Regions from separate parts of the Homo sapiens genome. Here region 1 is linked to region 2. A link is a loop called in an ENCODE intact Hi-C map of the cell type or tissue named here. Cell type or tissue: right lobe of liver. All regions are shown on one strand. Links, peaks and the distances in the headings refer to the core of each region. The heading gives the core; the rest is flanking DNA. Region 1 overlaps TJAP1 (tight junction associated protein 1). Region 2 overlaps LOC105375065 (a long non-coding RNA gene).

Region 1 (15,483 bases), core at 8,563-11,062, 88 kb before region 2:
GAGGGCTGCAGGGCTCTCTACGGATGGAAGCAATTCAGTAATGCTGGGACAAGCCTCGACTACCCTCTCCCATGCCAACCAGAAGATTCAAGAACCTCTTCCAACCTTCACCCTTAATCCAATCCTAAAGCCATTTTCAAATAAGTCCTGGCACCCAAGCTACCTCTCCCCAGGGGCAGACAGCCTCTCAGCTGTTCACTCGGCTCCTGGTGGGTCCTGTATCCACAGAGGTATGGCAGAGACCTTCCAGAAAAGTCAGGCTGAACTATACACACGAGTTCTGAGCTCTGACAAAGCCCTCAGCCTTGAGATGAAGACAAAGGCAGAATCAGGCTCTTGCAGAGGCTCAGGAAGAACAAGTGCATGGGAGAAGAGGACTAATCCTGACTAAGGGGAGGAAGTGCCTTGTCTGTCTTTTAACCTCCTGCCCCATCTTCCCCAAACCCCTATGGCAGTCATGGCTCAAGAGTCAAGTTCAGCCAACCACAAAGCAGAGTAGGCCCCTGCTATCGCGAGAGGGAAACATCAAGGGGCCTATTCTATGTGGAACTGACTGCTTCAGAAGAGCAGCCTCTGGCAGAAAATGGAGGTAGGTGGCTTCCTTTGTCCATTGACTCTGACAACTGGATTTCACCCTATTCTACTGCATACTGATTATACAGCCTTCACCTCACCGAGCCTTAGTTCCCTCATTTATAAAACTGAGGTAATGCTCGCTGGGTAGCACCTAGCATAATAGCTGGCATCTTAATTTAATGTTCCCTGAACTGAAATGAGCAAGTCATGGCTTTTCTACCTTGAATCTGACCAAAGCAGGCTACAGTATGCCTGATGCTCAGCACATGCTGCGTCTCAGGTTCTTTAAATGTGCTCCACGCACTGTGACCAGATGGAGATATGGCTGCAAGGGCAGTAAACCACTGTGGCCCTCGTTTCTGCCTGTGAGTGAAGTTAATGGGGCAGGAGAGCCAATGTTTTGCAGCTGACTATAGGCCCCGAAGAGCAGAGTCCGGACCTAACAGTTCCTGGCAGGGAGTACATATTCAACAAATGTTAGCCAAACAAAGCAAAGCTGGAGGAAGGGCTGGACTTCCTGGGGACAATGAAGAGCAGCTGTGCTGGTGGGAAGTGGCTGTAGCACTGCCTCCTGATATGCCCCAAAGGGGCCACAGGTTGAATGGCTCTACTCCACTACGGAGGACCAGAGTCCCAACCACTAGCAGATTAGGACCCCTCAGTCTACTGGGCTGCCTCTTGCAGGGAGAATATCATATGGGATCATTTCTGCTAAGCTACAAAGACTCAGGGGTTCCCTGACATGTGGACATATACTCACAGACAGTCCCCCTTGAGCCTACATTACCCCCACCTGCACTACTGCGGCTAGGAGACCTCAGGCCTGCAACAGCAAGGCCCACTCTCACCCCAACTCAGGACCAGAAGCTCAGGCAGGAGAAGTCAGCCAGACACCCAGCCTCAGGGGCCTTGCCTCTGCCGGTCAGGCTGTGATACCAGTCTTGCTGACCTCCTGCTCAAGCCGGGATCCAGGAATTTCCAAACGCAGCTCCCGATGCTCTGGTGGTGCCTTACGGTAGGGTTTCTTAGCAGGGGCGGCACTAGTCATTCTGGGAGGTGACGGCTCCTCCGCCTGCTGAGAAGCAAGAAGGAGGCAGGCTCAGAGATGTGGCCAGAAGGACTCTGGACTGAGAAAAAACAAAGATGGTGAAAGGGGACATATGTTGAGGCCACCACATAGGCTGACAGGCCTGGGCCATTACTGGAGTCACTAGAGGGGCAGGACTTAGGTGTGTCAGTCCCCATAGGTCAAAGGAGTGCTGGAGGGTGGGGCATGGGTCCAACGGGGAACAGATGGGTGGGAAAGGCAGGGCCTAGGGCCTGAACACCTAGGTTCTAAGAGTGGGACAGGGAGCTTCAAAGCAGCCCACCACCCTCCTTACCACTCTCCTTTGTGGGCTCTGAAGGCCTCAGAAGGTAAAACTGCTCTCTATGCATTAGTTTTCTCAACTCTAAATTAGCGATAAAACAGCATCAATTTCTTTTTTTCTTTTCTTTTTTGAGACAGGGTCTTGCTCTGTTGCCCAGGCTGGAGTGTAGTGGCGCAATCTTGGCTCACTGCAGCCTCGACCTCCTGGGCTCAAGTAATCCTCCTGCCTCAGCCTTCTGTGTAGCTCGGACCACAAGCATGTGCCACTGCACCTGGCTATTTTTTGTACACAGCGTCTCACTTTGTTGCCCAGGCTCAAACTCTCAAGCTCAAGCAATCCCTCTGTCTTGGCCTTCCAAAGTGCTGGGATTATAGGTGTGAGCTACTGATTCCAGTTAAGAATAGCACCAATTCATAGGGTTGTTGGGAAGATGATGTAAAACACTTAGGAAATGTTGAATAAATGTTAGTTTAAAAAAAATCATAACCAAAAATGTGAGTTTGGGGATACAATCCAGGATCCCCAGTGGGAGTCTCAAGGCCCAAGAGAGCTCTCTGGCCTCAGCCACTGATGACCAAACCCCTGTGGCCTCCACCACTCTTTTCACCAGCCCCCGCCGAGAGAGAACACTTGGCTGCCCCCTCACCTGCCCCTCCCCAGAAGAGAGCCAGGCTGAGGGCACAGGCCTCATCAGGGACATACCGTCTGTTTGTCGGCAGCTCTCTCTGTTCCGCTGTCCGGGAGTTAGCCCTCGGCTCTCCGCATCCCACGGCCCCTCCACTTCCTTTAGCCACAGCTCCTGAAACCAGAGAAGGGAAGAAAGTGGAAACCAGGTGTCAGCCGCCTGTCTGTCAGTGCTACAGGCCTGCTGCCCAGTCTGGGACCTGGAAGGCCCCCCAGGGAGAACCACGGCAGGAAGGCCATGAAACAGAGGGCCTGAGGGGAAAGCGGCTGGAGGCAGATGACTGGAAGCACTGGGTTCCTGCCTTTCTCCATGACAGTACTGTCACAGGCCCAGATGAGATACATGTGTCTGTGTGTTCATGGTCTCAGCACATTGCCCAATTCTGGAATAGGTCCGGTTCCGTCCTGTCCCTACTCCACATCGGTCCTCATCTCCCAAGCCTCTCAGAGTTTGGAAACAACTAAGAGATTTGGGGAACATGGGTTACAAATGAGAACACCAGGAAAAAGCCTCACAGAGATCCAAGAAGATAGAGAAAATGATGGAAAGAGAGCACCTAGCATTTCCAGAAGGAGGCCCAAGGCTATTTGGTGTATAATGATGGTCACCGGCCTTTGCAATGAGGAGGCATAGGGCTAGGAGAAGAAATCTGAAAAGGGAGCAACACAGAGCAGTAGCTCTCAACCAGGCAACTCTGTCCACCCTCCTTCCCCAGGGACGTCTGGCGCCCACTCTCCTTCCCCAGGGACGTCTGGCAAGTGTCTGGAGACATTTTTGGTTGTCGAAACCTGGAGGGAAGGAGTGCCACTGGCACCTAGTGGGTAGAAGCCGGGGATGCTTTGGTCATCCCACAACCATAGGGCAACTCCCACCACAAATGATTCCCAATAGAAAATATCCAGAGTGCCAAGGCTGAGGAACACTCGTGAAGAAAACCCCAGTCGGGGGAGTTGGAGACACCTGGGCTCCAGGCTCAGCACTGACACTGTGGGGCCCTGTGTAATGCCCTTCCTCACTGGATAGCTCAGTTCCTTATCTACACAGAGGTGGCTGGACTGAGTGACCTGTGAGAGCCCCTCCGGCCTCCTGAGGTTCAGAGATGGGTGCACACCCCTCCCTGGCCCCCACCTGTAATTAGCTGGGTTGCAGCACGGGGGCAGCAGCCACCAGTGATCAGGCAGTAACCTCAGGTGGCCTTCTGGGCAGAAAAAACAATCTCTTCCCGCCCCCATCAACCTAAACAGAGCTGGAGGTTGAGGGAAGCCTTGCGGGCTAAAGCATGTGTTCCCACTGTCGGGACATGCCCTGGCCATGACTCCTGTCACATTCCAACAGGGCCCGGGGCAGGGAGAATGGTGAGAGGGTAGGGAGGGTGGGGAAGCAGGAGTGGTCTCCCTCCTCTGTCTGGACAGCCTGGGCCCTGGTTTGGGGTTCGGTGGGGAGCTGAGGTGCGGCAGCACAGGCACGGCCGCCAGCCTCCTCCCCCTGACAGGAGGCAGAACGTGTCCCCACAGGGCACATGCAACATGCTGTGTCGGCTGACTCCCTGCACAGGAATCCGGGTGGGCGGGCCTGAAAGGACGGCACATTCCCGGGGTGTGGGGAGCAAACAAGTTACCCCAACAGGTTCCTTGGGGCTGCCCCTCCAGAGGAGCCCGGGGTGGGTGCTCCTATGGCCTGAGGGAGAGGCCTAGAAAGTCCTAAACCCACCTGGGTATGTGGATTCTGATACTCAGAGGGTAAATGTGTGGGGTGCGTGAGTTGGAAAACAGGGTATGGCCAGAGATGGAAGAGTGAGAGATGCGAGCAGTCAAGAGCTTCTACAAAGTAAAGGGGCAGCTCAGAGAGTTGGTCTCTGCCTTTCCCCTTCTCTACAGAGGGTCCAGGTCCCAGCTCCCTTCCCCCATGTGCTCCCCAGTCATCTCAGGAAGCCCTTTCTCTCTGCAGGCCCCTTTGTGTGCCCCTCCTCTATTCCTCTGTACTCCCTTGTCCCTATTCCTGGCAAGGCCTGTGCTGTCCTCTTGGTACCGAAACACCTGCATGAACGGCAGGCAGGCAGGGAGGACACAAACGCACTTGGGTGTCCAGCAATCCTGTAGGGAAGGCTGCTTCACTCCACACCCTGCAGCCCTGGCTCTAGTTGCCACACATCCTCTAGCTCCTCCTGCCTCACCCTGACCTCAAGCCCCACTCCCTGGCCCTACAGCATGTATTTATCCCCAGGGCTTCCATGGCCAGAGGCGATCTGGCTTGCTAGGCAAGGAGTATCCTGAGAAGGTAGCTGGCAGTGGGACAGGCAGTAAATGCAGACAGACTCTCTGGGGATGGGGGTGGTTGTGATGGGAGGTTATTCTCTCTGCCAGAGCCTATTCTTTCCACGCATGTCAGAGTTACAGGTATGGGAAACCACTCCCAACTAAGGAAGCAGAAGGCAATGCCCACTGGGAAGACAATCCACCAGGGGGCCCATGGTGTTCCTCAACACCAGGCTGCGAGGGAGATGTGTACCAACCACTTCCTGCCCTGTGTCCATAAACACAGGGTGTGCCCAACACCCAGGCCCTAGCTCCAACTTCTGAAATCTGCTGAGTGCCCCAGATCCAGCCCATTAGGGGCCCACAGTTCCAGCAATGAACAGGAATACAACGGGCCTGGCAGCCCACAGTCCTTGACTGGAGGCAAGGAAGGTGTGCAGGGAAAGTCCGGACAGACCCAAGGAGGACAGTGATGCATGGTGCAGTGGATAACAAAGAGAGAAGCATCGGGACACTTGGCCTGCAAGCTGGGAGAAGGTAAAGGGGTGAGGCAGATGGCATCAGAGTGGTCCCTCCAGGAAGACCCAGCTACCAGGTGCAGCCTCCCCTGGCCACATCTCCTTCACCCAAAGGTTTCCCAAGTTGCCTTGGAGTGTTTCAGCCCAAGGAGGACTCCCAATCCCATGTGGGGAAGAAAAGGTCCCTAAGGAGAGCAGCTGGACAGCTCAGAATGGGCCATGGCCCATGATGAGCAAGCGGCAGCCAAGGACAGCCTCTGGGGCCTCCTGGCCTCTGGATGCTGAGCTGGCTCCAGGGCACCTCCCAGAAAATGGTCTTCTGGAGGAAGATCAGGAAATCAACAGAGCTGGCCCAACATGGTGGCTCACGCCTGTAATCCCAGCACTGTGGGAGGCCAAGGCAGGCGGATCACTTGAGGTCAGGAGTTCGAGAGCTGCCTGGCCAACATGGTGAAACCCTGTCTCTACAAAAATTGAACCCAGGAGGTGGAGATTGCAGTGAGTCCAGATCGCGCCACTACACTCCAGCCTGGGAGACAGAGACTCCGTCTCAAAAAAAAAAAAAAAAAAAAAGGAAATCAACAAGGAAGAATCCCACTCCCACCCCCACCCCAAACTAAACCTAAGCCTTGAGGAACTGAGGGCAGATGACTCAGGATGTTGGACTACCAGATAACGTGCTGGGTCTGTTCTGTAAGAACAGCTATGCCCTGGGAGAAAGGTTGAGGCCTAGGTTAAAACCTCTCGCTGACCTAGCGTGGCCTGGGGCTTCTTGGGCTGGACCTGCAGGCAGTGTTGAGGGAGACACCCAGAGTAGCAGCAACCCTTCCCCATCCCATGAAGGTGAAGTGAGAAGGAAAAGGGACTCTCCTCAACCCTCCCTGCCCCTGCTGCATCCTACCCCATCCAACCCCAGCTTCTGCCATGCTCTGCATAGCATTCATTCTTTGCTTACTCAAAAATCAGTTCAAAGGAAAGACTCTACTTCATATCTGCTGGGGTGGAGAGAGGGGTGATAGCTTCCTAATTGCCATGTTGCAATTTGCCAGTCGGTGCAGGCCGCCTGTTGCCGCCTGCCCTGTATTAAATACCTTCTCCCTGATTACAGCCCATGGGGCATGATTAGCTGCCTTCAGAGAACAAAGTCTACTTTCATTAGAAATGGGACTCGGCACGCACAGCAGAGCTGCACTGTGAACCCTCTGAACAGCTGAGCAGAGTGTAGACAGAATAGGTGTAAGGCATGATCTGTACCAGAAGCTGGCTGAGCAGTGTCCTTTAATAAAAGGAAAAAAATTTGCCAAGCATCACTCTTTAACCAGGAGGTGGGACTTATACCTGCTCCCTTTTGTGGGTACGCATATTTGATCAGGGGCTTCCACCGTGGTGGAAGATTGCTGTTGCTAGAGACAGAGTGGTATGAGAGAGAAATCTCTTCAGAATCCTGCTGCTCCCCAATATACTATCTTACCGTTCCCAGCAAGCACCCATAGGAGCAACAGCAAAAAGTTTCCAGCCCAAGAGCCAAAGATGCCGTCCCACTTCCCTTCTGCCATCCTTTCCGGGGTTCTGCCTAAAGCTCAGGCAAAGTCAGAGATGCAGAAGAGGAAAGGAGGTTCAAGCATCCATCCTTCTCCCAGCTGAGGCTGAGGCCATCCCTTCAACACCAGCCCAGGAGAGGGAGACAGGAATCCAGACTGGATATGGTTCTTTGGCTTTTCCAACTTCAGCCTTCCCCACCAAACATCTCCAGCTCCCCACGTTCTGCACTACTACCTCACTCCACAACTCTCCTGATCCTGGAGCAGCTAGCTTGCCCTAGAGAGCAACTACCTCCCTACTCTCCACATCACCAATACCTACTTCAGGTAATTGTGGCCCCATCAGTTTATCTGGGTTCAGATAATTTCTGAACCTACTACGAAGCCTTTCTGCTCTCAGCTGTCAATGAATCAAGCAAGTGAGAGACCTTAAGGAGTCAATGAACACAACCTTCTGAATCAGGAAGGGCCCACACATTACCATGAAAATCATCCAAGCTCTTCTTCATAATTCAACCAAGCAAAGTCAAACGGAAGTTAGTAATCGCTACTGCTTTTAAAATGAAAGGAACACCCAGCCGTTTCAGAATACACCAGCTGTGTTGTATGCCACCTTAATTCCCTTGGAACCCAGCAGGGTATAAATAAATAATAATAAATACAAGCCCTTCCTAAAGCCCCTCATCAACCACTAAAACACAAATGTCTGATCACACAGGGACTGGGGCCTCCCCCTCAGGAACTGTCCTGAGCTGTAAGTGCTGGATGTGGAGTCTCTGAAGTCTGCAAGCCTGTGGGAAGCTGTGCCCCAGTGGGGGTCAGCTACACTCCCGCCACACAAGTCTGGCCGCTTCTCAAGCCTCTGAAATCCAGTCTCTGCCCCCAACTGATGTCTAAGGAACACAAATGGTCACCCTGCAAGCGTAAGCCCTGGAACCAGGTGACCTGGCCTTGGTCCTGGGGATTGCTCATGAAGATCCCCACTCCTTGCACCATTAATACAGCCCCTCTCCCACTGACTCCCCATGAATAGCAGTCCCCCAGAGCAGTGGGCTGATCCCACCAAAACTGGGTTCGGCCTCGCCCACATCGTCTCCGGGGTACCCCTCCTGCTTGCCACCAGCCCCCAGTTTCCGGCATGCAGCTGTTCCTGAGATACATGAGTAAAGCCTTCAGCAATCCCGGGCGCGTGGCAGGCAGGCAGCCAACAGCTCATAGGGTGGGGACTGGGCAGAGGTTCTGCTCTGGGCTGAAGACAAGGCTAGAAGATGTCAGTCTGTGCCCAGACCAGCCCTGCTGCCCCTCCAACAGCTATGCCCGCCACCCCTCTGGGCAAGTACAACCTCACCCTCTTGGGACAAGTTGCCTGCAGCCCTGACCTGGCCCCCTGCCTACTCTAAACCAAACAGATTGACAGGGTTTTGAAAGCCAAAAAGAGTGGGAATTATTCTGCCCCAAAGCAATCCTGAGGACTCAGAACAGTGCTGGTGACCTGTGAGAGCTCATCTGGCTCCCACATGAGCAAACACTTCCAAGTCTATCCACCTGGCCTCACATCCAGACAAACACTTCACAGGAACAAGGGGCTAAAGAGCCAGGCAAACCAACCCCTCCCTGCAAAAAAAGAGGGCAAGAAATCCCCAAGGTCATAGCCTGCATTTGACATTAGACCCCATGCCCTCTCCTAAGAAAGGCCAAAGTGAAGGACCGGCCCTCAACCAGGCCTCAACTCCAGGCCCTTTTGCTTTCCTGGTCAGAGCCAAGTCAAGAAAGCCTCCAGCTTGTTAACTCCCCATTTGGGGTCCCTAAACATCTCTGCATTACTGCTAGTCCCCATGAATAATATATAGTACTATAAATGTTTATTTGTACATAGTACACTCATATATAATACATTATAAGCTCAATCCACATGCATATAAATAGGTATTGTTTATTCCTTAATCAACTATCATACATTCACTATTATTAATCATATAATAAAATTCATTTCCACATGGATATTGATCAGTACTATAAATCCTTAATATTGCATAGTACATATATTCATTTATTGGACGTAGTGCATTTTCATCAAGATATTTCTCATCGGGCCAGGCACAGTGGCTCATACCTGTAATCCCAACACTTTGGGAGGCCAAGGCGGGCAGATCACCTGAGGTCGGGAGTTCGAGACCAGCCTGACTAACATGGAGAAACCCCGTCTCTACTAAAAATACAAAATGAGCCGGGCGTGGTGGCGCATGCCTGTAATCCCAGCTACTCGGGAGGCTGAGGTAAGAGAATCGCTTAAACCTGGGAGGCGGAGGTTGCAGAAAGCCGAGATCGTGCCATTGCACTCCAGCCTGGGCAACAAGAGCGAAACTCTGTCTCAAAAAAAACCCAAAAAAACAAACAGATATTTCTGGTCAACATGGATATCCCCCACCAACTTTGGTCTCTTAATCTATCAACCTCCGAGAAATCATCATCCCGCTCAGGAGTGCTATCCTCCTCGCTCCGGGCCCATAACACACCCTCTCCCATTTACAAGCTCCCACCCAGTGCTGGTAGGCTGCTGCCTTCTCTCACCCAGCCCAAGGGGAACAGAATCCACTTAGGCAGCCTTCTGTTCTCAAGCTCCCCCTGTCCAGCCTCCCTAGCACCACACTGCCTCCGGAAGCCGAAGCCACAGTCTATCTAGAGTGACCTGTGTGGAACACCAGGAAACAACAGGCAATCAACTTTCTCATGATCTCCAGACCCGCCTCTCCTTCCCAAGCCTGGAGGGAGAAGGGACTGCGTGGGAGCTTCTCCAAGCCAGGCTGCACGCACCCATCTCCCAGTCTGAGGCCAGGACTTTTTCTGAGCCCAGTGTGGAATCCGAAGCCAGGTCCTGCCCCCACTCTACTGAGGCACCCTTCCCAGCTTTTCATGGCTAAAGTCCACCAGAAACTCCGGATGTGAAAAGAGGTGGGGGGGACAAACTTCACCTCCCAGAGCAACGGTCACCAATGGGAGTGACATCTCACATGGGTCCCTGGTTTGGGGCCCCAGCATTCAGTTTAAGTAGCTTCACTTTTCTGCCCAGGGAATTCCCCAGAACCAGGTCAAGGTTTTCCTCTACCTCCCCAATCCTAAAGAGAACCTTGCAGCTGATCCTAACTTCTTATCCTAGGGTGAGAGTAACAGGGACACTATCCAACCTTCCCTTCTTGATAAAGGGAGGAAATGATCTGATCTAGGAGAAAAGTCCCTTCCCACTCTAGTTCATCTGTCTCTGAGGCATGAGAAGCAGCAGCAGCATGGTAATTGAGGGATCTTCTCAAACTCTGTGCTAAAAGCACAGATTCAACAGAAACTCGAACCAATTCTGTATGAAGGGAGAAGTGAAGAGCACGCTGCTGACTCGGGGAAGGGTGACGGTGGGGGGTGGTCAGTGGAGCCCAGCAGCAGGCTGGTGATGGGCAGGTGGCCGTGAAGGGGGCACATCCCCACCCACAGCAAAGGGAGACTGGGAAAATAGAGGGACGCAGTAGTAAGAACAAGAGAGCAGAGGAGATGGCGTGATATAAGCTAAGGAGGGAGGCAGCCAGGCTGCGGGGAAGGATGGAGGACAGAGGCCCTGCTGGTGGCACCCCAGGGCAGGTTAGCTGGCTGAGGTCAGACTCACAGGGTTAGTGTCTTCTCCCCAACCAGCCAGCTCTCCTGGTTAGTGCAGTTAGCGACAGACTCATGGCAGATGCCCTCCAGGCACTCCATATAAACAGACAGCTTGGTTTGTGAGCAGCCCAACTCCGGAGCTGCAGAGAGAAAGCAGAGGAATGGCAAGCTGCAGGATGCCCAAGGGGACACACTGCACACTGCACTCTCCTGATGGGAAGCATCGCAGACTTACCACCAGACCCTCAGGGGCTTTCTCCCATCCGGAAACCATGCCAGATGGAAGCCAAGCACTCCCCCTGCCAACCAGGGAGGCCAGCTTGCTGACCTCAGGCAAAAAGCCTCTCTGGTTGGTCAACAGAAAGAGAGGACGGCTGTTGGAGAAGGGGCTCAGCTCCTCTATCTCGCCTGTTCCCCAAACACTGCTGCCAGGCTGCACCAGGACTCTGAAAGCTAGGCTGTAAGAACAAAGCCACCCACAGCTGCAGCTGCAACCCATCCCGCACCAGTGCCAGCAGAGTCCATCCCACCACCTCCCACAGGCTCTGAGGGGCTGGGAGAGAAGCAGCCCAAGGATTAGAGGCTATGACAAGGGCTGCGTCGGAAAGCACAGTACAATGGGGCAGTGTGTGCCTGGCCTACAGCTGGGCCAGTCAACAGCACGGGCTGCACACTGCCGCCTGGCCAGGGGTGGCACTTCCCAGGGAACCAGCCCCAGAGGAGCAACAGGGACTATTCTCCCCTCTCAGAACAAGCAACACGAGCAACAGAGCAAGAAGCTCTCCCATCAACGGCAGAAACAACTCTTCCATGAAGCCTCCAGACCACCCTGGGGGAAGTGACACCTCTAGCTCACAGACTGCAAGGCAAATGAGGCAAAAGCAGTGGCATTCCAGAGACCCCACAAGATGTGTCCCCTGGGGCGGGAGGACAGGACTGCAACACATATATCCACACCCACTGATGCTTAGCAGAGGGTAAGATGTTGGCAGGGAAAAGACAAGAGAGGGGTCCTCTCTCCTGTTCTAGGAAGCCCTGCAGGCTCTCTGATGACTCAGGGCAAAAAGGGAAGAGTCACCACCCTGGCCACAGAGGTGGGCCTGGCCTTTTCCCAAGCCTAGGATCAAGATTCACGCAGACAGGAAACACTTCCAATAATTGCCTACACACTGGGCTCCCCATGTTGCTCTGACTACAGCCCAAGAGCTCAAATAGGCCAAGGCCTGACTATGAAGATGAGACAACTGTCTAGAAAAAAAAGACAACAACTCTTCCGACAGGCCCTGACCCCTGCTCTAGACTGAGCACAGCCACTGACAGGTGACCTTCAGAATCCTCACCCACAAGAAAACAAAAACACCAACTGGGTCTGGTGTGCTTTTAAAAGAGCAGCAAGTGACATGGCTAATTCAAGGTTTCAGAAATCAGGGACTCTCACTGCACTAATATAGGATTTGAGAAATCAGATAATTTTTCTCTTTTCCAAGGCAAAAATGAAATGAGTGAAGGGGAGAGACACAGGTGAGATGGGAGTGCCAATGCCCACATCGCTGTTATATCCATCCTGATTCCCACTCAAGGACACTCCTGCCAATTTCATCTCAGAATAAAAAAATGTCCCTCAGAGACAGCCAGGGTGCCTGCTGTGGCAAGACCCTCTAGTAAAACTTCTCCATCCCTCCCAGGGAGCCAGCCCCAGAGGAACTCACTCGACTGGGAAGGAGGCTGTAACCAGGCTCCTCAGCGGCTCCAACAGGGACCATTCCACTCCTTGGTCACTTAAGTCAACAAAGAAAGCTGAAGAAGAGTCTGTATTAATATTGAGTTTTGGTGAGGAATGTCTAGACGTATAAAAAAAGCTATTAGAGGCCAGGTGCAGTGGCTCATGCCTGTAATCCCAGCACTTTGGGAAGCTGAGGCAGGCGGATCACCTGAGGTCAGGAATTCAAGACCAGCCTGGCCAACATGGTGAAACCCCCGTCTCTACTAAAAATACAAAAAATTAGCTGGGCGTGTTGGCTGGCGCCTATAATCCCAGCTACTCGGGAGGCTGAGGCAGGAGAATCGCTTGAACCTGGGAGGTGGAGGTTGCAGTGAGCCGAGATGGCACCATTGCACTCCAGCCTGGGTGACAAGAGCGAAACTCCATCTCAAAAAAAAAAAAAAAACTACTAGAAGGGTACAAGATAAATGGCGAACAGTGGTTCCCTATCTTTGGGGAAACAAGTTAGGCAGGAACAATGGGAGAAGAAAGGGAGGATCTTCTTACTTTTTATTTTGTATACTTTTCTGTATGGTTAGCATTTTACACAAGGGATGTATGTTTATGGTGAAACCAACAGTTCCTAGGCAAACAGACAAAAACCCTGCATCTACACTGTGCTTTATCATCCCAGAAGCTCTTTCCCTTCCATGATATTTCCTTTGATGCTTATGGTCCAGTGAGGCACAAAGAATAGGGAGCTCTCCCATTGTGAGGGTCAGAAAGCACAAGTGATTTGCCCAAGACCACAAGCAGAAGTGGGACATAACCCAGTTCCCCTGTCTCCAATACCAGTGCAAAGCCTGGAAAGCTCTTTTCCAGGAAGCCACAGGAATACCAGGACAATTCTGCCCTAATATCAAGACCCTCAAAGACTTCTGAGATTCAGTTCCCTACTTGGGCTACCTGTGAAGGTATAAAGAGGCCAACCACCGCTTGGTACCCAAAATGATAAGCAGAGTTTTATCCTATTGGTTAGCTGAGTAGAAGTCCAGGGTTTTGGGGTCTAGGATGGCTTCTCCGTAGGCGGATCCTCCTCTCAAGGGATGGTATTGAGTTCCCCACCACAGCACAGAAGCTTCTCACAAAGAGGGGCCATGTCCTTTATAAATTCTAAATGTCACCTAGCACACAATTGGCACAAGATAGTAACTAACAAAGAAGAGGTCCCACCCTTCTACTCAGGACCAGTCAAGGAGACTTAGTCCCCTTGAAGCCTAAGATATCCAACACAATCCAGTCTGGCTGGCTCACTCAACCCCCTCTCTGCTTAACATAAAACGCAGTTTATTACTTCCCGCAAGTTGCCATCTGCAAAGATATGCCACAACGCAATGCACATTCTCACACCCAGGGACAAGGGAGAGAACCCAGGGAAAACTCCTTCAGTCCATTTTTAGCTATTGGTTTCATCCTTTTGATTTATCTGGGCATTAACAAGGTTGTATTAAGCTCTGGCTGTGAGCACTGAGTACGCCTAGATGGGACTAGAGATAGGACCAGAAAAGCAAGCAGGTTACAGTGGGCAATAGAAAGGGCAGCATAGAGAATTACAAAGGAGCAGCCAGCAGCCAAAGACCTTTCTAGGGATGCTAATTAGGCAAAAAAAAATAGCTACTGGAGCCGGGCATGGTGGCTAACACCTGTAATCCCAGCACTTTGGGAGGCTGAGGCCGGTGGATCACCTGAGGTCAGGAGTTTGAGACCAGCCTGACCAACAAGGTGAAACCCCATCTCTACTAAAAACACAAAAATTAGCCGGGCATGGTGGCAGGCACCTGTAGTCCCAGCTACTCGGGAGGCTGGGACAGGAGAATTGCTTAAACCCAGGAGGCAGAGGTTGCAGTGAGCAGGGATCGCGCCGCTGCACTCCCAACTGGGCGACAGAGCAAGACTCCATCTCAAAAAAAAAAAAAAAAAAAGCTACTGGAAAGCTACTGGTACGTACTCACCTCCTCCTTTAACCCCCTTTCTGATTGCTTAGGGATGTGTTATTAGAACATAAACCGTCTGGCCGAGCATGGTGGTTCACGTCTGTAATCCCTGCACTTTGGGAGACCGAGGTGGGCGGATCACCTGAGGTCAGGAGTTCCAGACTAGCCTGGCCAAAATGGCGAAACCCCGTCTCTACTAAAAATACAAAAGTTAGCTGCGCGTGGTGGCACATGCCTGTAGTCCCAGCTACTCGGGAGGCTGAGCATTGCTTGAACCCAGGAGGCGGAGGTTGCAGTGAGCCAAGATCGCGCCACTGCACTCCACCCTGAGCAACAGAGCAAGACTCTGTCTCAAAAAAAGAAAAAAAAAAAAAACATAAAAAGGCTAAAAGGGAGACAGCTGAAGCCAAGCACCTGGAAGATGATTTAACCACATGAATGCAATCCTGGAAAATAATTAGTAATGCTATTGTTAACACTATCACCTTTTGTTTATGCAGGACCTTCCTTCCTGAGGGTGCAAAAGGTTTTGCCAGATAGATTCCATCTTCTTTAATCCCACTGAGGAAGGACTGAGTTGGGTCACACAGTAACCAACATTGCTCAGCACTTACTCTATAGTGCCTAAATGCTTGGCCTTCAGTAAAAAAGCTTGCCCCTAAGAAGCTTCAGAGACAGAAGATCTTACTCCTAGTGGGAGAGAGACAGGTTAACAGTCACTTCCAGTACAGTGTGGTTGAGTGCTTTGAGAGCACAGAGGAGAGGTACCTAGCTGGGACAAGGGTTTAAGGACCAGACAAGGCTGCCATCCAGAGAACTCAGACATATCTTCCTCATCTGATTGTAAACTCGCACTGGAGTATCCCTGGCATTATACACTTAATTCTGGAAAGAAATTCATTTGGTGTTTGTTAGCAATTGGGGCTCTAAGGACTACCCCCATCAACTACACTAGAAACAAAAAAGCAAAGAATGGATCATGATGCAGCTATCAGCCCCACTTGTGGGAAGCATCCAAGTTAAGCCTGTTCTGTGGCACAGGAAGACCATTAAAGCCCTAAGAAAAGTGGGGCCAAGAAGTCTGGCTTCCTCAATGCCTGGATGTGTTCCATCAGATTCACCCATTTTTCAATCCATAAAATATGGGGAAACATGGATATTGAAACTCTCCATCCAGTCATCCACTGTGAGCAGCTTTCT
Region 2 (15,483 bases), core at 5,224-7,723:
TTGCAGCCTTGACCTCCTGGGCTCAAAGTGATCCTCCTACCTCAGTCTCCCAAGTAGCTAGGACCACAGGTGTATGCCATCATGCCTGGCTAAATTTTTTTTTTTTTTTTTTTTTTGGTAGAGATGGCATCTCCCTATGTTTCCCAGGCTGGTCTTGAACCTCTGTGCTCAGGTGATCCTCCCAGCCTCCCCAAGTGCTGGGATTGCAGGGATGAGCCACCACACCCGGTTAATTTTTGTATTTTGTAGAGATGGGGTTTCACCATGTTGCCCAGGTTTGTCTTGAATTCCTGGACTCAAGTGATCTGCCCGCCCCGGCTTCCCAAGGTGCTGAGTTTACAGGTGTGAGCCACCATGCCCCGCACTGAAGGATCTATTTCTAAGGTGGCTCAGTCACATGCTGGGTAAGTGAGTGTTGGTTGTTAGTGGAAAGTCTTAGTTCTCTTCTATATGAGCCTCTCCATAAGGGCTGCTTGAGTGTCTTTATGACATGGTGGTTAGGTTACTCAATAGTAAGCAATCCAAGACAGCAAGGTGAGGGCTGAAATGCCCTTTATGTTCTAGCCTGAGAAGTCACACATTAATGACACAGACTAGCTGTGATTCAGTGAGGTAGGGGACAACTCAAAGGTGTGAATATCCAGAGGCAAGGACATTGGAAACCATCGTGGAGACTGGCTACCACAGCTGGTCAATAGCAGAACTGAATAGATGCAATTCGACACAGTCTGGCTCCAGAGTTAGGAAGCATGAACACCCTCTTATACTGGCTTAGTATGGTAAGATTTGGGCTGCCTGGGAAATGTGACTTCTGTAAAGTAGAAGAAGGGCAACTGAGGAAGGGTAGGTGGCATTTCTATTTTAGGAAAATAGAACAATTTTGAGAAAGGAGCACATGGAAACTGAGTATTTGGTTACTTATTTTCTTAAAAATATCCAGGCTGGGCCGGGCACGGTGGCTCACGCCTGTAATCCCAGCACTTTGGGAGGCCAAGGTAGGTGGATCACAAGGTCAGGAGTTCAAGACCAGCCTGGCCAACATGGTAAAGCCCCGTCTTTACTAAAAAAATACAAAAATTAGTCAGGCATGGTGGTGCGCACCTGTAGTCCCAGCTACTTGGGAGGCTGAGGCAGGAGAATTGCTTGAACCTGGGAGGTGGAGGTTGCAGTGAGCCAAGATCATGCCACTGCACTCCAGCCTGGGCAACAAAGAAAGATTCCGTCTAAAAAAAAAAAAAAAATCCAGGCTGTAAACTTCTTGGAAAGTTGCCTTATACCTCAGCCTGCTGTCCTGAATGACTGTTCCACATCTTCTCCAACCTCCTACACCTTCTGCCCTTCTCCTTCTCTACTGATGACATGGCTTCCTAACCTTCAGAGAAGATTCAGGCACATCTACCCACTGATAGTATCTATGCTTACACATTCTCCCTGCCCTCCTTGAACAGTCTGTGCTCCCAAGGTCAACTCTTTGACTTGGCTACTAGATCTCTTCTCTCAACTACTCAAGGACATTAGGCTTGGCAGCCATTCATCCCTTTATCTGAAATTTGTCTCTCTCTCGGCTCATTCCCATCAGCATATATGTCAGGCTATACTATCTTCCATCTTTTTTTTTTTTTGAGACAGGGTCTTACTTTGTCACCCAGGCTGGAGTGCAGTGGCATGATCTCGGCTCACGGAAGCCTCAACCTCCCAAGTTCAAGCGATCCTCCCAATTTAGCCTCCTGAGTAGCCGGGACTACAGGTGCACACCACCAAGCCTGGCTAACTTTTGTATTTTTTTGTAGAGATGGGGTTTCTCCATGCCCAGGCTGGTCTTGAACTCCTGGGCTCAAGGGATCCGCCTGCCTTGGCCTCCCAAAGTGCTAAGATTATAGGTGTGAGCCACCGCACCCGACCTTGTCTTCCATTTTAAAAGTAAAACAAAAGCAAAAAACTTTCTCAATGCCCTTCCCCCTTCAGCTACTGTCCCAAGTCTCTGCTTCTCTTTAGAGCAAAAAAAAAAAATTTTTTTTTGAGATGGAGTCGCTCTGTTGCCCAGGCTGGAGTGCAGTGGTACAATCTTGGCTCACTGCAACCTCTGCCTCTTGGGTTCAAGCGATTCTCCTGCCTCAGTCTCCTGGTAGCTGGGATTACAGGCATGCACCACCATGCCTGGCTAATTTTTGTATTTTTAGTAGAGACGGGGTTTCACCATGTTGACTAGGCTGGTCTCAAACTCCTGACCTCAGGTGATATGCCCGCCTCGGCCTCCCAAAGTGCTGGGATTACAGGCATGAGCCACAGCGCCCGGCCTACAGCAAAACTTATGGAAAGAATGGTCAGTTATCTGTCTCCACTTTCTCTTCTCTCATTATCTGTGAGCACATTTTAATTAGGCTTTTGCCCACATCGCTCTGCTGAAACTGCTCTTTTCAAAGTAGTCAGTGACTTTCATATTAAATTAAACGGTCATTTCTCAGGCCTTACTCTTCACTTATCATTGTATTGGTTATCTGTTGCTATGTAACAATTACCCTCAAATTTAGTGACTCGAAACAAGAAGCAATTATCTCATAGTTTCTATGGGTCAGAAATCCAGGAATAGCTTAGCTATGTGATTCTGGATTAGGTTCTCTTATGAAGTTTCATTCAAGGTGTTGGCAGGGGTTGTAGTCATGTCAAGTCTTAGAAGGTTGGAGGATCCACTTCCAATATACTCACTCACATGTCTGGCAAATTAGTGTTTGTTTTTGATAGTAGGCCTTAGTTCTTCACCATGTAGACCTCTTCATAAGGTTGCTTGAGCATCCTCACAATATGGCAACTGGCTTCTCCTCTGGGAGAAGGGATTTCAAAGAGAACAAAGCAGAAGTTGAAATATCTTTTATGATCTGGTCTCATAAGTTGCACTCCATTATTTTCGGAATATCTTACTGGTTACACAAGTTAGTCTGATTCAAAGTAGAAAGAGATTACATGGGGACATGTGTACCATGAAGCAAGAGTCATTGGGGGGCCATCTTGGAGGCTAACAGAGTGATTATATGACTCAGTTAATTGCTCCCTTCCCCCTCTCTTTCCTCAATACTCCATCATTCTTGATATAATTTTATTTCTTGACTTTCTGGATACCACATATTCTTGGTTCTCTTCCTACCTCATTGGTTGCTTCTCAGTTTTCTTTCTCTTTATCCTCTCAACCTCAAAGTGTTAGAGCCTCTTAGGGTTCATTTCCCATCTGTAATGGATGCTGTTGTCCTACTTAGATCTCCTTTACAGGGCTAGTTGTACCCATTCCTCAGCTCCTGTGAGTGTTGGCTACTAATGGGTCATCATTTCCTTCTCCTCTGGAGAATTGCTCTCCACAAAGTGGATCTGCTTTGCCTGAGAGATTAACTACTGCTCTCCACTGCCCCGCAGACCTGTCATTGACTAATGACTAATGACTAATGACTAATGACTAAACGAGGTCAAGTAAAAAAGGCCAATTCCTTGCCTTGGTAGAACCAGCTTTGTGGAATAATTCATGCTCCAGAGTTCTCACAGGATCAAACTAAAGACCATATCTTTGCCTAGCTCTTTCTCCTGTCCTATTCTGTTTCCCTCACTCGTTTTCTCCTGACAGCACTCCCTCAAAGATCACATACACTCGAATCCCTATCTCAGTTCTGCTTCTAGGGATTCTGATCTAAGACACCAACCCACTTTTTTTCTGTTTATACTCATTCCCTAGGCTTCCACTGCTCTTCAAACATACCAAGGGTCTGTGCCACCTCAGAATCTTTCTCTCTGCCTGTCACCCACATCCCCAGATATCTGCATGGTTCAATTCCTCACTTCCTTCAGGTCTCTGCCCAAAGTTCACTTTATCAGAGAGGTCTTCCCTGTCCGCCTTATATAAATAGATGTATATCTCCATCTATCACTCTCTAACCCCCTATCAGATTAATTTTTTCAAAATGCATATTACCATTTGAGACATCATCTATCTACTTTTTATTTGTTTAGTGTCTGTCCCCTCCTCCGCTAGGCTATAAGTTCCATGAGAGCAGGGATTTTATTATTTTTGCTCATTGTCATTTTCCCAGTGCATAGAACAGTGCCTGACACATAGTAATTACTCAATAAATTATTTGTTGAATGAATGAATAAATGGACTCATTAATAGGGGAAACTGGGCCAACCTATAAAAAGCTTCCTTGTTCCCACCTATTCTCCCAACAGCCCTGCAGTGGGAAACTGGGCAAGCTCATAGCAGCAGCTAGAAATACCACTTTTGAAAAATAACAACAATATCTGTACCTAATTGAGTGCCTATTATGTGTCCAATACTGTTCTTGGCACTTTCACACATTAGCTCTAATCTTTAGAACTACCCTGCAAACTGGGTATAGAGCATGGTGGTTAACCAACCAAACTTTGGAGACAACGATTAAAATCTTGCCTCTGCTACTCTGTAACTATGTGATCTTGGGCAAGTTTTTGAGCTTGAAGAGTCCTAAATGTGGTTAATAATAGATCCCACCTCCAAGTGGCCAGCTCCTGGTACTATCACAATGTGTCCATGTTTGTCTCCTCCACCAGAGCAAAGTTCCTGAAAGTAATAACAGAGTCTCTTTCACAGAGTGGGTGGGAAGATTAAATGAGACAACGTATTCAAAAGATCTAGCAAATTGCCTGGAATATATTAGTTGCTTAATAACTCTTACTATTATTATTATACCATTTTTCAGATGAAAAAACACCAGTGATGTGGCTGGACTCCAGGGTGAATGGCCATGTCAGACCCCAGAGATGCTGCATCCTTAACCTTATTCTCCCAGCCTCAAAGATTCCCTAGGCATGGCAGGCTATGAAGCAGAGACACGAATCAAGGTGATGAGGGCTGGGGCATTAAATGGTAACCTGGATGGACAGTAGACTAGGAGGCTCCTCTAATGCCATATCACTGCAGGAGTCGCAGAACGTTGGCACAATTCAGGGAAGTCCCCCTAAGTTGAATTGACAGCCATTTTGATGGGATAGAGACTAAAGGTTGAAGTTAATTTGATTTCCAGAATATGAAGAAATTAGATGTTTTGGGCATGTATAAGTTTATGAACTGAGATTCAAACTCACAATATCAATAGTACAAAGCACTGTGTAATAAAGCCAAGCAATCAGCGCAATGGCTTTTCCTGGAATTCAGAGGAGAGAGATCATTGAGAGCAATCAAGAAAGGTTTCCTGGAGGATGGGACCTGGAACAATAATAGTACTACTAATAACTATTTATGGAGGGCTTGATTCTTTATATATTATTGATATGGTTTGGCTGTATCCCCACCCAAATCTCATCTTGTAGTTTCCATAATCCCCACCTGTCGTGGGAGGGACCCAGTGGGAGGTAATTGAATCGTGGGGGTAGTTACCTCCATGCTGTTCTCATGATAGTGAGTTCTCACGAGATATGATGGTTTTAAAAGGGGCTTTTCCCTTTTCACTCATTCTTCTTCTCCCTGCTGCCATGTGAAGAAGGACACGTTTGCTTCCCTTTCTGCCATGATAGTAAGTTTCCTGAGACCTCCCCAGCCATGCTGAATTGAGTCAATTAAACCTCTTTCCTTTATAAATTACCCAGTCTCGTGTATGTATTCACAGCAGCAAAAAATGGACTAATACAATTACTTCTTTTAAAGTATTCACAATAAACTAGCAATATATGTAAATGTTATCATCTCCATTTCACAGATAAGGAAACTGAAGCTCAGAGAGTGTAAGTAACTTTCTCATTATCATAAAGCTAATAAGTAGTTTGAGTCAGGATTTGAACCTAGGTCTATCTCTGGTCCTATGGAAACATGCCCATGGCCCATCCCTTTCCACACTTGAGTGCCTGTCTTGAAGGATCAAGCTGAAACTCAGCTCCCTCCCCTTGACAGTGACATACCCAGCAATCCCAAGTGGATTCCCACAGCACTTTGATACCACCTCCAAGTGGCCACTTCCTGGAACTCTCACAATGTGTCCATGTTTGTTTCCTCCACCAGAGCAAAGTTTCTGAAAAATCAGAGACATGTCTTATTCGTCTCTATCCTCATCAATTTTGCAGTACTTGGCACTCAGTAGGCATCAAAATATTGAAAAAAATTGATGAAGGAAAAAATAAATATTAAATACTGTGATACCAAAAAGCATCTTTTTGGGGTTTTTTAAAAGTATGCCTTGAGTTTCTCATGATTTTAAACATATATTTGATATGACTTTTTTTTTCTTTTTTGAGACAGAGTTGCCCTCTGTTGCCCAGGCTGGAGTGCAGTGGCGCTATCTCGGCTCACTGCAACCTCCGCCTCCCAGGTTCAAGTGATTCTTCTGCCTCAGCCTCCCCAAGCAGCTGGAATTACAGGTGCCTGCCACTAGGCCCAGCTCATTTTTTGTATTTTTAGTAGAGACAGGGTTTCACCATGTTGTCCAGGCTGGTCTCGAACTCCTGACCTCAAATGATCTGCCCGCTTTGGCCTCCCAAAATGCTGGTATTACAGGTGTGAGCCACCGCACCCCGCCCGATATGACATTTTAATTTCTTTCATGATTCGTGGTATTGTTGGAGAGACATCATTTATAGATATAAGAGGGACTATAAATAAACATATGAAAATGAAAAAGTATGAGATAGTAAATGATAATGCACTAACTTGCATGGATTCTTTAATAATGCAATACAAGTTTAGAAAATATAGAGATTGGTGTGATTTTAGGTGGTATAGGGAAAGAGAACTGAGGACAGCTTTCTGAAATGCTGTATTTGCTAGTTCTCAGTTGCAAGCAACGGAAATAGATTCTGAATAATTTAAGCTACAGAGCAGTTCACAGAAACACTGGGAAACCTGGAGAACCAGGCTCAGAGCCTAAACAGATATAACCACAGCCAAAACTACTCCAAAAGATAGTGTTTGGTGAAGAGTCTGCTGTCCACTATATGCCACATCTCACATCACTGACACCATCAGGCCAGGGACCTGAGCTTGGCACTGCTGCTAGAGCTGCATGAAAATTGGAAGTTGCTGTCACCAGGAACACCCTTCCCTTAACTCTGCTTATTTTCGTTAGTAACTCCAGAGTCAAGGCTAGGATAGCTGCATCTGACTGGCCCAGCCTAGGACAGTGCCAGCTCTGGCCGCAAAGGAGGCTGGGAAAGCACGGATCTGGTGTTTTCAGCATCTCTAGTGATAAGTAGGATCTGCTTCATATAAGATTCTTGGGGTCTTTTTTGTTTGTTTGTGTTTTTGAGACAGAGTCTCGATCTGTCACCCAGGCTGGAGTGCAGTGGTGTGATCTTGGCTCATTGCAATCTCTGCCTCCTGGGTTCAAGTGACTTTCGTGTCTCAGCCTCAGCCTCCTAAACACTTGGGATTACAGGCGCGTGTTACCCCGCCCGGCTAATTTTTTGTATTTTTAGTAGAGATGGGGTTTCACCATGTTGGCCCATCTGGTCTTGAACTCCTGGCCTTAAGTGATCCCCCCACCTAGGTATCCCAAAGTGCTGGGATTACAGGCGTGAGCCACCGTGCCTGGCCTATATACAATTCTTTTTGTCTTTTTCTTTTCTTTTTTTTTTTTTTTTTTTGAGACGGAGTTTCACTCTTGTTGCCCAGGCTGGAGTGCAATGGCATGATCTCGGCTCACTGCAACCTCTGCCTCCTGGGTTCAAGCGATTCTCCTGCCTCAGCCTCCCGGAAGTAGCTGGGATTACAGGCACCCGCCACCATGAGCAGCTAATGTTTTGTATATTTAGTAGAGACAGGGTTTCGCCATGTTGGCCAGGCTTGTCTCAAACTCCTGACCTCAGGTGATCCACATGCCTCGGTCTCCCAAAGTGCTGGGGTTACAGGCGTGAGCCACCACGCCTGGCCTATAAGATTCTTAAAGTGGGAAATTCTCATGGGCTGAGCAGCCTCCACCCCTATCTCCCAAAAAAGAAATGTCTACTGCAGTTGGCCAAATCTAGAGGGCAGGAAAAGGAAGAGGGATGGTTAGACAAGAGATCAAGGAGTGGCCCAGGGCAGTGGAAAGAGCCTTGAGGAAGCCTGGGAGGAGTTTTTGAGGAGGGAAAGGTAAGGTGCTAAGTGCTTTGGAGGGTTCTAGGGAGAGTGGAAGTATTTGGATAGAAAGTGGTGTTCTGTGACCTCACCAAGAGCAATTTTACTCAAGTGTGGAGGTAGAAGCCAATCATAGGAAATTATAGAGAAAACTAAAGTAAAAACATAGAGGAATCTCTCAAAAATATTGGGGACATTTGCCCCTATTAATCATCACGAAGACACAATCCAATGTCATCAATTCATCACTCATTCCATGACATGATTTGGCTGTGTTTCCACCTGTGTAGGGAAGGGAAGTAGAAAGTTGCCAGAATATGCCAGGTGCAGTGGTGCATGCCTATAATCTCAGCACTTTAGGAGGCTGAGGTGAGAGGACTGCTTGAGTCCAGGAGGTTGAGGCTGCAGTGAGCCATGATCAGACCACTGCACTCTGGCCTGGGCAATAGAAAGAAAGAAGAAAGGAAGAAGTGTGAGAAACGAACTCACCCATCCAAACCCAAAGAATGGACTCAGAGACCCAGAGAACAGTGAAAGTGAGACTTTTGATGACAGTCTTGCAAGATTGGGTGTCTGATAGGCAGGTACACCCAGCACAGTTTCAACAAGCAATTTATCCCCTCATGCACAGGTCCCTCTCCCAGTTCCTCATAGGCTGAGTACTATGTGGTCACAGTCTTCCCAGATGTTGCCTATTGATTGTTGGGTAGGGGCTTTAGGTGTTTTTTTGGCGGGGGGCGGGGGTTGTCTTGTGCATTTTATTGCAGCCCACAATGTGTTGCAATCCTAGTTAGCTCAAGGGCTCTTTAAGTATTTGACTTATGACCTAAGTAGCTGGACAGACTGATAAAAACAGACAAAGTAAGCTATTTTGCAGACTAGTAAATTTTTATCTTAAACTTCTTTGGTTCAGGTGAAGACAACTAAGGCAGGTGGGGAGGCTGACAAGCAGGCATTGGCTATCCAAGCAGGGGCCTAGTATATCCTGTTTCTTCTGTAGTTTGCTCACCTAAGCCAATTCAAGGCATTTTGTCTTGGAAATGGACCAGTGTATGCATTATTTCCTTCAATTCCCTCCTCTTTTTCTTTTTACTCCTATTGGTCCCATTTTCACATTTATGTTTGTGTCCTTTGGTTCTTAAATTTATTAGGTACTCCTCTAGGGACTCCTATTGAGTTAATACAAGTGCTGGGGTTAAAATAATTTGTTAGATCTCTCCAACTTCAGTGGCCACGTGGATTCTCGGGAATCTTATGGAATGCCAGGGTGAAGGGAATGGCCACTTGAACTAAAGCACAAGTTCCAGTCCAATTGGACAATAACAAGTTAGAGAGGTTTCTCTTCCCATAGTACCACCAGACATCAGCCTGGGGTATACGAAATGCTGAGTAGTTGCCTTTATTTGACTCACCAGTAATGTTTAGGATGTGGGTACAAGCTGAGAGTTTTCCCACAGGCTTACTGAACTCTGCCCCCTGCCTAGAGAGGCAAGAGGAGTGGTTCATATTCCCTTTGGAGAACAAGGGGATTGCTCTAGGGTCTGATCTCTGTAAGGCGGGAAAGAGCAATGATAGACTTTTGTAAGTCTTATTTCCCCATGCATTCGTGTCCTGGTATAGAGCCAACATGCAACACATTCCGTCGGGATTGGTATCCCATCCTAGGGAAATGGAACCACCTGTGCCTGAGGCTGCCCAGCACAGCATGCGTAACAGTTGGTCTTATTAAGAGCTAGTACTGGCCAGGTGCGGTGGTTCACGCCTGTAATCTTAGCACTTTGGGAGGCTGAGGCAGGTGGATTGCCTGATTCAGCAGTTTGAGACCAGCATGGGCAACATGGTGAAACCCCATCTCTACTAAAATACAGAAAAAAAAAAAATTAACCGGGCGTGGCATTGTGCGAGTAGCTGAGTAGTCCCAGCTACTCAGGAGGCTGAGGCAGGAGAATTGCTTGAACCCAGGAGGTGGAGGTTGCAGTGAGCTGAGATCGTGCCACTGCACTCCAGCCTGGCAACAGAGCGAGACTCCATCTCAAAAAAAAAAAAAAAAAAAGGAGCTAGTACCAAAAATTTGACCCATTCAACAGGCATTTACATCCCCATATTCAGTCTCAATTTCTAAAGTCTGCCTCAAGTCAGTTACCTTAATTATTTTTATTCTCTTAGAGTTATTGTCTGGTGGATTAAAGGAGGTAGTGGGAGGCCGGGTGTGGTGGCTTGCGCCTGTAATCGCAGCCCTTTGGAGGCCGAGGCGGGCGGATCACGAGGTCAGGAGATAAACCATCCTGGCTAACACTGTGAAACCCCGTCTCTACTAAAAATACAAAAAAAAAAATTAGCCAGCTGTGGTGGCGGGCACCTGTAGTCCCAGCTACTTGGGAGGCTGAGGCAGGAGAATGGCTTGAACCCGGGAGGCAGAGCTTGCAGTGAGCCGAGATCGCGCCACTGCACTACAGCCTGGGGGACACAGTGAGATTCCGTCTCAAAAAAAAAAAAAAAAAAGGAGGTAGCGGGACCAGGAGTTATAGTAATCCTGGGTGGGCTCGGGGTGGAGTTGGTGACTAGCCTAAGAGCAAACCGTTCCACCAGATTGCTTCCTGAGATATCTGTTCCTAATACCTACCTCCAAGGTTCCCGGTCAAGAGTAGCTGGGTTGTTTATCGTAATTAATATAGGATTGCATTCTAAATTTCTACAGTTAGGTGGCGTAGGGCCCTTAAACAAATGTATTTTATTCTATAAGGGTTTGTTTTTGGAAGAATGACTCACCCAACTTTGATATTGAGTGGTCCACCAGACCTGATTCCAGCTAGCACAGGGCTTTTCTGAGAGGGCCCAATAACAGTCTGTTTTAGGACATAGATCTTTGTCTGCTTGTGACAACTGTCTGTGGTTCCCTAAATTCCCACAAGGTAAGACTTGGCAGGTATTAAATTTTATAGTTTGGGGCAGGGTGGAGGTCTTGGTTATGTTGACTATTAGTTTGGATATTCCCTACTTTCCACCCCTAGTACTGGGCCCTATTCAATACTTAGGTCTTCTTTCACCCCTTGTATTAGGATTAATCCTAACCATATCCACCCCCAAGGACGGAGCCTGCTTATAGCTTCCTTTTAGGTTTTCCTTAGAGTTAGCTTTAAGGGTTCCTTAGGTGATCTATACACTTCCCATTCACCTTTTTCCCTTCCTTCTGGGGTTTCTTTTACCAGTCTCTTGACCCGAGTGTGAGTGTCCACCCCGTTCAGCTGTTCCTACGGCTGTCTCAGTGATCACGAGCACTTGATAGGAACCTTCCCAGCTTGGGTGGAGATTGTCTTCCTTCCAAGTCTTAATTAGCACCAAGTCGCCAGGCTGGAAGTGGTGACCTGTGAATTCAAGAGGCAGGGTTTGAGTTAGAAGTCTTTTTAACCTAAGGGATGACAGGGTGGAGGATATGGCCGGTATGTAATTTCTTTTTTTTTTTTTTTAAGACAGAGTCTCGCTCTGTTGCCCAGGCTGGAGTGCAGTGGAGCGATCTCGGCTCACTGCAAGCTCTGCCTCCTGGGTTCATGCCATTCTCCTGCCTCAGCCTCCCGAGTAGCTGGGCCTACAGGCACCTGCCACCATGCCTGGCTAATTTTTTTTTTTTTTTTGTATTTTTAGTAGAGATGGGGTTTCACCGTGTTAGCCAGGATGGTCTTGATCTCCTGACCTCATGATCTGCCCGCCTCAACCTCCCAAAGTGCTGGGATTACAGGCTATAATTTCTTAAAAATTGGTCTTTGGTTTCCATAGTAGGAAGGTCAGTAGTTCTGCCTAAATACAGGAATGCTTTGTAATGGCCTTAACCCAGGAGGTCTTCCTCCAGTACTCTGTTTTCTAACTACCTTTTTGTTTATTTTTTGGCAGGTTACACAACCCCCACACACTTGTTTAGCAAGGGTATAAATCCCTATACACCCATAATTTTTGAGTATTGCATCACACATGGCCTGGGGACCCCAGTGACTTCCCTTATGCAGTATGGACATTAGTTGTCTCATAAGGGGTTTGTTTATCATTTCTCTCCCATTACAGAGCACCCACCTTCCATCCTCAGTATGAGTGGCTCCTATCTTGCCCAGTTCTTCCTCCTCCTCTTTAGAAAATTGGGGTCTTAATACCACCTTAGGGATATCTGGGATTGGGCTAAACAGTCTAACTTCTTCCTCCAGGAGACTTGATTAGCAGCTTCACCGGCAAGCCTGTTCCCTACAGCTTCTATAGTGTTTCCTTTCTGATGGCCACTTACATCAACTACGGCTACCTCTGCGGGAAGCAGGAGGCTTTTTAAAACTTGTTTGACCAGTTCCCCATGTACCAGTTCGTTCCCCCCGTGCTATTTATTAGGCCGTGCTTTGTCCAGATTTTTTTCAGAAGTGTGTATTACTCCACAGGCATATTTGGAATTAGTATATAGTGCCTTCTTGGCCTTCTAGGAGCTTTAGGGCCTGGTTAAGAGCATATAATTCACAGGTTTGGGTTGACCAGTTATTGGGTAATCTACCTTTTTCACATAGGATTGTTTGTTTCCATTAATGACAGCATAGCCGTCGTGTCTTTTACCATCTATCACTCGGGATGACCCATCCACAAACAGCCTTATTCCATCATGTAGTGGAGTTTCTTTAAGGTCTGATCTAACTTTAGTTTGATATTCTATGATAGCTAAACAGTTACAGTCTGATGGCTTCTTATTATCCTCTCCTTTCCATGAAAAACTGGCTGGAGTTAGGTTAGGCACCTCCCCAAGGCCCGTTGACCCCAGAGGAACTTGGGGAGGCAAAGGCCTGACCAGCTGGCCTCCCAGGGTGCCTTTGGCCAGGCCCTGCTGGGTCTGGCTCTGGGCCAAGAGCTGCCAGCCTGTGGTGCCTTCCCTGATGGGCACACTCATTAGCAAAGGCATCCCTGGCTCTGGCCTCCCTTCCTCTTTCTTTGCTTCGAAGGCACCATCCATCTTCCTGGCAGGCCGAGAGCTGCACTGTTTTTATTTGATGCCACCCCTGCTGATGACCCAGCAACTGCAAAGGGTCTCTGGTTTGTCCCGCTCTGGGAGGGGGCTTTTTCTCCTCCTCAGCTGCAAGAATCCTCCCCTGGCCCAGCCTGGCTCTGGGAAACAGAACTTTCTTTCTTTCTTTTCTTTTTTTTTTTTTTTGAGACGGAGTCTAGCTTTGTTGCCAGGCTGGAGTGCAGTGGCGCGATCTTGACTCACTGCAACCTCCGCCTCCCGGGTTCAAGTGATTCTCCTGCCTCAGCCTCCCGAGTAGCTGGGATTACAGGCACGTGCCGCCCCATCCAGCTAATTTTTGTATTTTTAGTAAAGACGTGGTTTCACCATGTTGGCCAGGCTGGTCTCCTGACCTCAAGTGATCCGCCCACCTCGGCCTCCCAAAGTGCTGGGATTACAGGCATGAGCCACCACACCCAGCCGGAAACAGAACTTTCATACATCCCACCTCAAAGCATCTTGTCCGACTTCTCCCCAGCACGAGCTCTCTCTACTTCAGGGACTGCAAACTGGCATCCTCTCTCGCCTGTATTGGGTTTTTAAGTTTTTTGAACTGATCCCCAGCATTTAAAAATCATATTTCATGTAAAAAGTCAGAATTCTGGCCTCTGAGAAAGCAGACAATTTGGCAACACAGGGCCAGCACTGTAAGAACAGCCGAGCACTGCGGCCCCTTTAACACGGTGTGCCCTCTTCAGTTAGCCACAGTCCCCACCCAGCCCTGCAGCCCTCCTTCTCATCTTTTGCTGGCCCTGTAGTCCTTTGAGTTTACAACCCTAGTTCTGATCTTCCTTATGTAGCCTGCCAGCCCTTCTGCAGACTTACTGGCAGCTGCCCCTGGTGGACTTACAGCCTCTCAGTAAAACAACAACAAAACCTTAATGGTCATCTCATCCATTTACCCTTCCATAACCTGAATCCTCTCTACCACCTCCTGACAAACAGCCATCTGGTTTTTTTTTTTTTTTTTTAGATGGAGTCTTGTTCTGTCACCAGGCTGGAGTGGAGTGCAGTGGCGACTTCTTGGCTCACTGCAACCTCCGCCTCCCGGGTTCAAGCAATTCTCCTGCCTCAGCCTCCCAAGTAGCTGAGACTACAGGCATGTGCCACCACGCCCAGCTAATTTTTGTATTTTTAGTAAAGACGAGGTTTCACCACGTTGGCCAAGATGGTCTCAGTCTCTTGATCTCGTGATCTGCCAGCCTCGGCCTCCCAAAGTGCTGGGATTGCAGGCATGAGCCACCGTGCCTGGCCTGCCATCTGGTCTTTGTTGTAGGCAACCCATTACTCCTCAAGCAACCTGATCCTAAGCTCTCCTTCACATCCGTTTCTCACTTGCATCGCCCAGTTCCTGAGCTCTGTCCTTCCTTAGTGGCCGCACTGTAACCTTTCCCTGCACCTCCTTGCTGCTTGAGCCTCTAGAACCTTCCCCCAGCCCAGCCAACTTCTCGGCATCCTCTCACTTCTTCTTGTACTCTTTCTTCCTTTTACATTATTTTTCTCCCAAGTCTCACCTTCTGTGTCTCTCTTTGATCTCTGGCTTTTCCAGTCTTTCTCTCTCTCTCTTACTCATTTTTCTTTTTCTTTTTTTTTTTTTTTTTGAGATGGAGTCTCGCTCTGTCGCCCAAGCTGGAGTGCAGTGGCGTGATCTCAGCTCACTGCAAACTCCGCCTCCCAGGTTCATGCCGTTCTCCTGCCTCAGCTTCCCAAGTAGCTGGGACAACAGGTGCCCGCCACCGTACCTGGCTAATTTTTTTGTATTTTTAGTAGAGACGGGGTTTCACCGTGTTAGCCAGGATGGTCTCGATCTCCTGACCTCGTGATCCGCCCGTCTCGGCCTCCCAAAATGCTGGGATTACAGGCGTGAGCCACCGCGCCCAGCCCCTTACTCATTTTTCTTCTTCTGTCTCTCTCTCTGTCATCCCGTTTCCTTTCTCCCTCATACTCAGTTTCTTCCTCTTTCTCTCTCTGGGCACGAGCTGAGCCGTGCTGTACCCTGGCTCCCCACTTTCTGTCTGCAAAGATGAACAGCTCTGGCTCTCTTCTTTTTCTCTGGGCACCAGTGCACCTGCACAGTGTCTTACACTGTCTACCCTGTCTCAGCTGCTTAGTCCAATGGCTCCCACACACACAGATGCATGGCCAGCTCTCCCTTGCCTTCAGGGTCAGCAGCTTAACTTTCTCTCTCTCTCTCTCTCTCTCTGGCCCTCCATATTTGCCGTTTCCTCCCCTTTCTCTTTCTGATTTTCTTTCTTACTTGTTCTCTTTCTCTGTAGCAGGACGAGCCGCAGACAAAACTCCTCAGACACCGAGTTAAAAAGGAAGGAGTTTATTCGGCCGGGAGCATCGTCAAGACTCCTGTCTCCAGAGCCGAGCTCCCCGAGTGAGCAATTCC

The links. Hi-C counts contacts between places; a loop is a spot of excess contacts. Peaks named below come from ENCODE experiments on the same cell type or tissue, not always from the same donor. Only the 100,000 strongest peaks of a DNase experiment are listed, where the experiment ranks them.
Region 1: it touches region 2 in a loop (3-fold over the local background); 1 of 110 quality-filtered maps calls a loop at or near these places.

What each region holds. Positions count from the first base shown.
Region 1 is chr6:43,485,143-43,500,625 of GRCh38, reverse strand. It overlaps TJAP1 (tight junction associated protein 1), which reads right to left. Exons shown (of 11, transcript NM_001350562.2): 3 at 2,649-2,745; 4 at 1,526-1,648. The coding sequence starts at 1,624. Among named protein-coding and RNA genes, the nearest start is that of TJAP1, 15 kb to the right of the region's middle. RefSeq lists a silencer at 3,748-3,797 and enhancers at 9,795-10,389, 10,390-10,983. In right lobe of liver, for the core only: no CTCF peak of the experiment used is centred there; a DNase peak (open chromatin) is centred at 9,885; H3K27ac peaks cover 1,023 bases.
Region 2 is chr6:43,393,481-43,408,963 of GRCh38, reverse strand. LOC105375065 (a long non-coding RNA gene) reads right to left here. Exons shown (of 6, transcript XR_007059585.1): 2 at 11,238-11,427; 3 at 5,914-6,023; 4 at 2,711-2,821. Among named protein-coding and RNA genes, the nearest start is that of ABCC10, 26 kb to the left of the region's middle. In right lobe of liver, for the core only: no CTCF peak of the experiment used is centred there; no DNase peak of the experiment used is centred there.